Linked DNA regions of Homo sapiens: region 1 is linked to region 2. A link is an interaction called in ENCODE POLR2A ChIA-PET data of the cell type or tissue named here. Cell type or tissue: GM12878. All regions are shown on one strand. Each heading gives the region's core, and the rest is flanking DNA. Links, peaks and the distances in the headings are about the cores only.

Evidence for each region. ChIA-PET counts read pairs that join two places held together with the same protein. Peaks named below come from ENCODE experiments on the same cell type or tissue, not always from the same donor. Only the 100,000 strongest peaks of a DNase experiment are listed, where the experiment ranks them.
Region 1: POLR2A ChIA-PET joins it to region 2 with 11 read pairs; 6 of 35 experiments call an interaction of 5 or more read pairs at or near these places.

The regions. Positions count from the first base shown.
Region 1 is chr14:63,631,367-63,634,170 of GRCh38, reverse strand. All of the region lies in intron 1 of WDR89 (WD repeat domain 89), which reads left to right. Among named protein-coding and RNA genes, the nearest start is that of WDR89, 9.1 kb to the left of the region's middle. In GM12878, for the core only: a CTCF peak has its summit at 1,063 (motif pointing left); no DNase peak of the experiment used is centred there.
Region 2 is chr14:63,479,438-63,482,241 of GRCh38, reverse strand. All of the region lies in intron 2 of PPP2R5E (protein phosphatase 2 regulatory subunit B'epsilon), which reads left to right. Among named protein-coding and RNA genes, the nearest start is that of PPP2R5E, 63 kb to the left of the region's middle. In GM12878, for the core only: no CTCF peak of the experiment used is centred there; no DNase peak of the experiment used is centred there; H3K27ac peaks cover 1,285 bases.

The DNA of each region.
Region 1 (2,804 bases), core at 214-2,713, 150 kb before region 2:
AAGTGATACACCTGCCTCGGCCTCCCAAAGTGTTGGGTTTATAGGTGTGAGCCACTGTGCCCGGCCTGAAATTTAAGTAATTATTAATATGGTAAACATCTTTCTATTTGGAGATTGGAATTATGTCCTGATGATTTTTTACAGTTCTCGTAATTTTAATTTTTGGACCTCCTGCTAGATGGCAGTAGTAATCAATGCCAAGGGCCAGGAAGGAAACTTTTAAAACGGTTTGATAGCTTAAGTCTAATTCTTATGTTTAGTGAAGTTGCAACTGACCGTACATGATTTTCAGTTCTTTTTATCCTTCACATCTGATCTACAAAGCACATGTGAACTTTTTATCCTCTTAATATCCGTTTTTTTCTGGATAGTTCAATAATTATGCCTTTTGTTTGTTATTTCTCTGATATCAGGGTCTTTTACTGTGTTCAGTAGAGAGGAAATGAGTTTAGAACTTAGTAGATTCTGATCTTCCCTCATTATAACACCAAAGTGGTTAAAAGAACTAGTTCTGCTATATCTTTACATGAATATTATACAAGCTATAAATATTTACATTTAGGGATGTGTTTTGATTTCTATTTCAACGTAGTCCTTTTGAATGGTCTCCTAATTTGGAAAATTAAATAGTGAATCAACCTCAAAATGCAAAACAAAGTCTGTAGCTGTCAATAAATATTTATAAAATATTGCTTTATTGTCTGAGAGATATGTTTACATGATTATAAACTATCCAGTGTCAGGAAAAGCCTCATTCTGGCTTAATCTTATTTCATCTACCAATTAACAGTGGAAATTTTAAAAATCATTAATATGTTAAAGTGTCTTTCTGCTTGATGAATTAGGGTAGCATTTTTAGGGGAACATTTGTATTGTGAATTCACCTTAGAAGCATCTAGTCTATATACATACATAAATATATATATATACTTACACACATATTTATACATAAAAGGGGTGGAAATCCTGTCAAATACTAGTTTATTCTGCAGGTTATCATTTGACATTACATATTGCATTTCTTTAACATTCTCTATACTCCCACCTAGTGGTATATGAGTGCTGCTTTTGTGCCAGGCACCATTTAACATGGTAATTAATTTATGAAACCCTATGGCATTGATATTGCTATCTCCTGTTTAAACTACAGGAAACTGAAACATATAGTTAGTAAAGCCAGGATTTGTGCTCTGGCAGTCTGACTCTATACCCATTCTCAGCTATCATGCAATACCTGTCTCAGCTTCCTCATCTAAAACACTGTAATAAAAGGACTATCTTTTAGGATTATTGGGAGGGTTCATTGAAGCAATTCATGTGCAGAGGCTGACATGGTAACCGAGAATGGTAATGATCAGTTAATATTAGCTGTCATTTGGCTACTTTTCTGGTTTTCTTCCCATTCTTTTTTCATTTTTCTCTATTATAGGGTGCTTGGCCTGCTGCTTGCCATCATTCTGTATAATTCATCTGCTATCATTCTGTATAATTCATCTGTATAATTCATCCAGTTTCCTAGTTTGGGTTTTTGTTTGTTTGAGACGGAGTCTTGCTCTATCATCCATGCTGGAGTGCAGTGGTGTGATCACGGCTCACTGCAACCTCCACCTCCCGGGTTCAATTGATTCTCGTGCCTTAGCCTCCCTAGTAGCTGAGACTACAGGTTTGCGCCACCATGCCTGGCTAATTTTTGTATTTTTTTAAGTAGAGACGGGTTTCACCATGTTGGCCAGGCTGGTCTTGAACTCCTGGCCTCAGATGATCCATCCACCTCAGCCTCCCAAGGTGCTGGGATAAGGGGCAGGAGCCATCACGCCCGGCCTACTTTCCTAGTTTTTAAGTGCTGCTACTTCCTATAGTCTGATAACAGAATCCCGTACTTTCCCTCTGAGTTGTAGACTGATGTATACAAATGTTTGTCCTTGGCCATCCCCAGAAGTCCCTCAGGCTTATATGAGTAAAACTAAGGGCATTTCTTTGTTTTTTTTCCCCCCATTTTCTTGATTTTTGGATTTACTTTTTTTTGTTTTTAGTTTTTTTTTTGTTTGTTTGTTTTTTTGAGGCAGAGTCTCCCTCTGTTGCTCAGGCTGGAGTGCAGTGGTGCACTGTCGGCTCACTGCAGCCTTCACCTCCCAGGTTCAAGCAATTCTCCTGTCTTAGCCTCCCAAGTAGCTGGGATTACAGGCGTGTCCCATCACGCCCGGCTAATTTTTCTGTTTTTAGTAGAGACGGGTTTTCGCCAGGTTGGCCAGGCTGGTCTCAAACTCCTGGCCTCAGGTGATCTGCCTGCCTAGGCCTCCCAAAGTGCTGGGATTACAGGCGTGAACCACCGCACCTGGCCTGGATTTACTTTCTGACTCAACTCCGCTTGGTCATCCAATGCAAGAATCAGCCTGGATTCCTTCTGCACCTGTTCCTCCCCCGTGCTTCCAAATCGAGTCAGTGCCAAGCTTCACTAATGTTAACTTGCTGAATATTTCTCTGGCCAGGTGTGGTGGCTCACATTTGTAATCCCAGGTACAAGAGACTGGGAGGTTGAGGCAAGAGAATCACTTGAGCTCAGGAGTTCAGGAACAGCCTGAGCAACATAGCAAGACCTCATCTCTACTAAAAATTAAAAAAAAATTTTTTTTTTTAATTGGCCAGGCGTGGTTGTGTGCACCTGTATTTTCAGCTACTTGGAAGGCTGAGGTGGCACGATTGCTTGAGCCTGGGAGATTGAGCCTGCAGTGAGTGGCAGTTGCACCACTGCACTCCAGCCTGGGCCACAGAGTTAAGACTCTGTGCAAATAAATAAATAAATA
Region 2 (2,804 bases), core at 149-2,648:
CTGCCCACCTCAGCCTCTCAAAGTGCTGGGATTACAGACATGAGTCACTGTGCTCGGCCTCCATGCCAACAGTTTTCAAACATTTTTGCTCATATAGGCTTGAAAGAATTTTGTAAAACAATGTATTTTTTGTATTGATTCTGAAAAGTTTTTTTCCTACATGTTTACATAGTTGCATAACGTGTAATTTCTAGGATATTTTAAAATGTTGACATTTAATAATTAAACTGTTGCATTACTTTTATATATGTATTTAAAGGTACTGGTGGACAGCAATTTGTTTCCTACCATCATCTTCTAAAAAATTGAATGAATTCTTTAACTGTTTGTTGAAGTTGTATTTCCATTGTACTCACTCCAGAATTTTGTCAGAATAAAAAATATTTTTAGACTCGAAAGTCTTATTAACCGATAACCCTCTCATACTTCTCATACTTTAAAAATATATCATTTTAAAATAAAGAAAGTTAAAATGTCTTGTGACCATGAGGCTGTGTTAATTCAATTCAGAAGTAAACAGAATTTGTCATTGCCATTATCACATAATTCAAACTAATATAAAGGTATTACATTTTGATAAATGATTGTTAAAACTATTAAATAGTTATTGGAAATGTATCTCAATGAAATGCATAGGACTGTGGCTTTTTTTAAATTAAATAAATGAGCTCTTCATACATGGGTGAATATTGATTATTGCCAGAATGGGGATTTAGCATCAATTTTTTTTTTTTTTTTTTTTTTTTGAGATGGAGTCTTGCTCTATCGCCCAGGCTGGAGTGCAGTGGTGCGATCTCGGCTCACTGCAACCTCCGCCCCCTGGATTCAAGCAATTCCCCTGCCTCACCCTCCCTAGTAGCTGGGATTACAGGTGCACGCTACCACGCCCAGCTAATTTTTAAATTTTAAGTAGAGACGGAGTTTCAGCATGTTGGCCAGCTGGTCTCGAACTCCTGACCTCAGGTGATTCACCCGCCTCGGCCTCCCAAAGTGTTGGGATTACAGGTGTGAGCCACCACACCCGGCCAATTCTATTTCATACTTTTCTTTTTTATTGTGATAGAGCACTGACAAATCCTAATTATATAAATAAGAGATAGGAATGGGAAGTGTTCTGTTATTGCAGCATCACTCAGTCCCTTGAACTGTTTCTGAGTTATGTGTCAAAAATCAATCTACCACCAAAAATTATTTTTGATGACAATTGGTTAGATCCTCCTTCAGTATTGTTGAAAGCAGATAAACTACTAGATTTGCAAAAGAATTTGTTTTCCAGTTGCTATTTTCTTAACACTCAAACCGACCCTTTGTTTGGTGACAGGGAGGGAAGTGAGCTGTGCTAAGGTTTGGGATCAGTGAGCAGGTGTGTTTCTCCTTTTAATGTGAGAGAAGGAAGATTTTGAAAGGGAAGCTGAAAAAGAAGAATTTGCAGTGTCATTGCAGACAAGATTTCAGGCTGGTGGTTTTAGGATGAAATACATAAAAAAATGGAGTCTGGCCAGGCACAGTGGCTCATGCCTGTAATCCCGGCACTTTGAGAGGCTGAGAAAGGAGGATCGCTTGAGACTAGGAGTTCGAGACCAGCCTGTGCAAGAAAGTGAGTCCCTATGTCTACCAAAAATTGAAAAAATAGCAGGGCATGGTGGCTTGTGCCTGTAGTCCCAGCTTCTTGGGAGGTTGAGGTGGGAGGTTTCCTTGAGCCCAGGAGTTGGAGGCTGCATTGAACTATGATCACTCTACTGCACTTCAGCCTGGGTAACAGAGTAAGACCCCAACTGTTTTTTTTGAGACAGGGTCTCGCTCTGTTGCCTAGACTGGAGTGCAGTGGTGTGATCTCGGTTCACTGCAGCCTCTGCCTCCCAGATTCAAGCAATTCTCCCACCTCAGCCTCCCGAGTAGCTGGGATTACAGGCACACCAACACACCTGGCTAATTTTTGTATTTTTAGTAGAGACAGAGTTTCACCATGTTGGCCAGGCTGGTCCTGAACTCCTGGCCTCCCATGATCTACCCTCCTTGGCCTCCCAAAGTGCTGGGATTACAGGCATGAGCCACCACACCTGGCCGAGACCCCAACTCTTAAGAAAAAGAAAATTGAGGCTGTGGAAATGAATTTCCTTAAAATTATCTGTGGAGTAAGATTGGTAAAAGGTTGGTAATTTTTGATCCTGGGTGATGAGTATGTGAAGGTTTATTATACTGTCCTTTCTACTTTTGAGTATATTTTAATATTTATATTACAAAAAGGAAAAACAAAGCAAAAATTCTTTGTGGAAAGTTTTACTATGTATGCATTCAAATTTGAGTAGCGACCTTTGGTGCCTTAACACTGTTAGTCTGAGTGTTAACAAAATAAGGCATTCTTTTAGGTTGAACCAGATGAAATTTCCAATATTTGACCATCTTGATGTATAAAACTGGCACTTGCATATGGTTTAACCTAATCTTTTATTGCATATATTAGTTCTTCCCTCTCCATCAGTTTCATTTCACTAACTGGGATTCAGTGAGAATTTTTTTTTAGGTTCTCCCATTCTCAGAGATCATCCTTTTCAGTTAAGATTTGTTGAAAAGAATTTTAGTTTGTTGTCAGTATGGTGTTAGGTGCTACATAGACTGAGTTAAACAGGCAGCCACTTCTTACCTTTATTGTACTAAAGACTTAAGTTATGTTTTGTTCAGTGTCTGTTCTAAGTGTAGACAAACAAACCAGTCAGTTCATTTAGCAAGGTGCCAAGTGAACGGAGCTAGAATATTTAGGGACAGGCAGGTGAAGCTTTCACCTGAATAGTACCTGAGAAGTT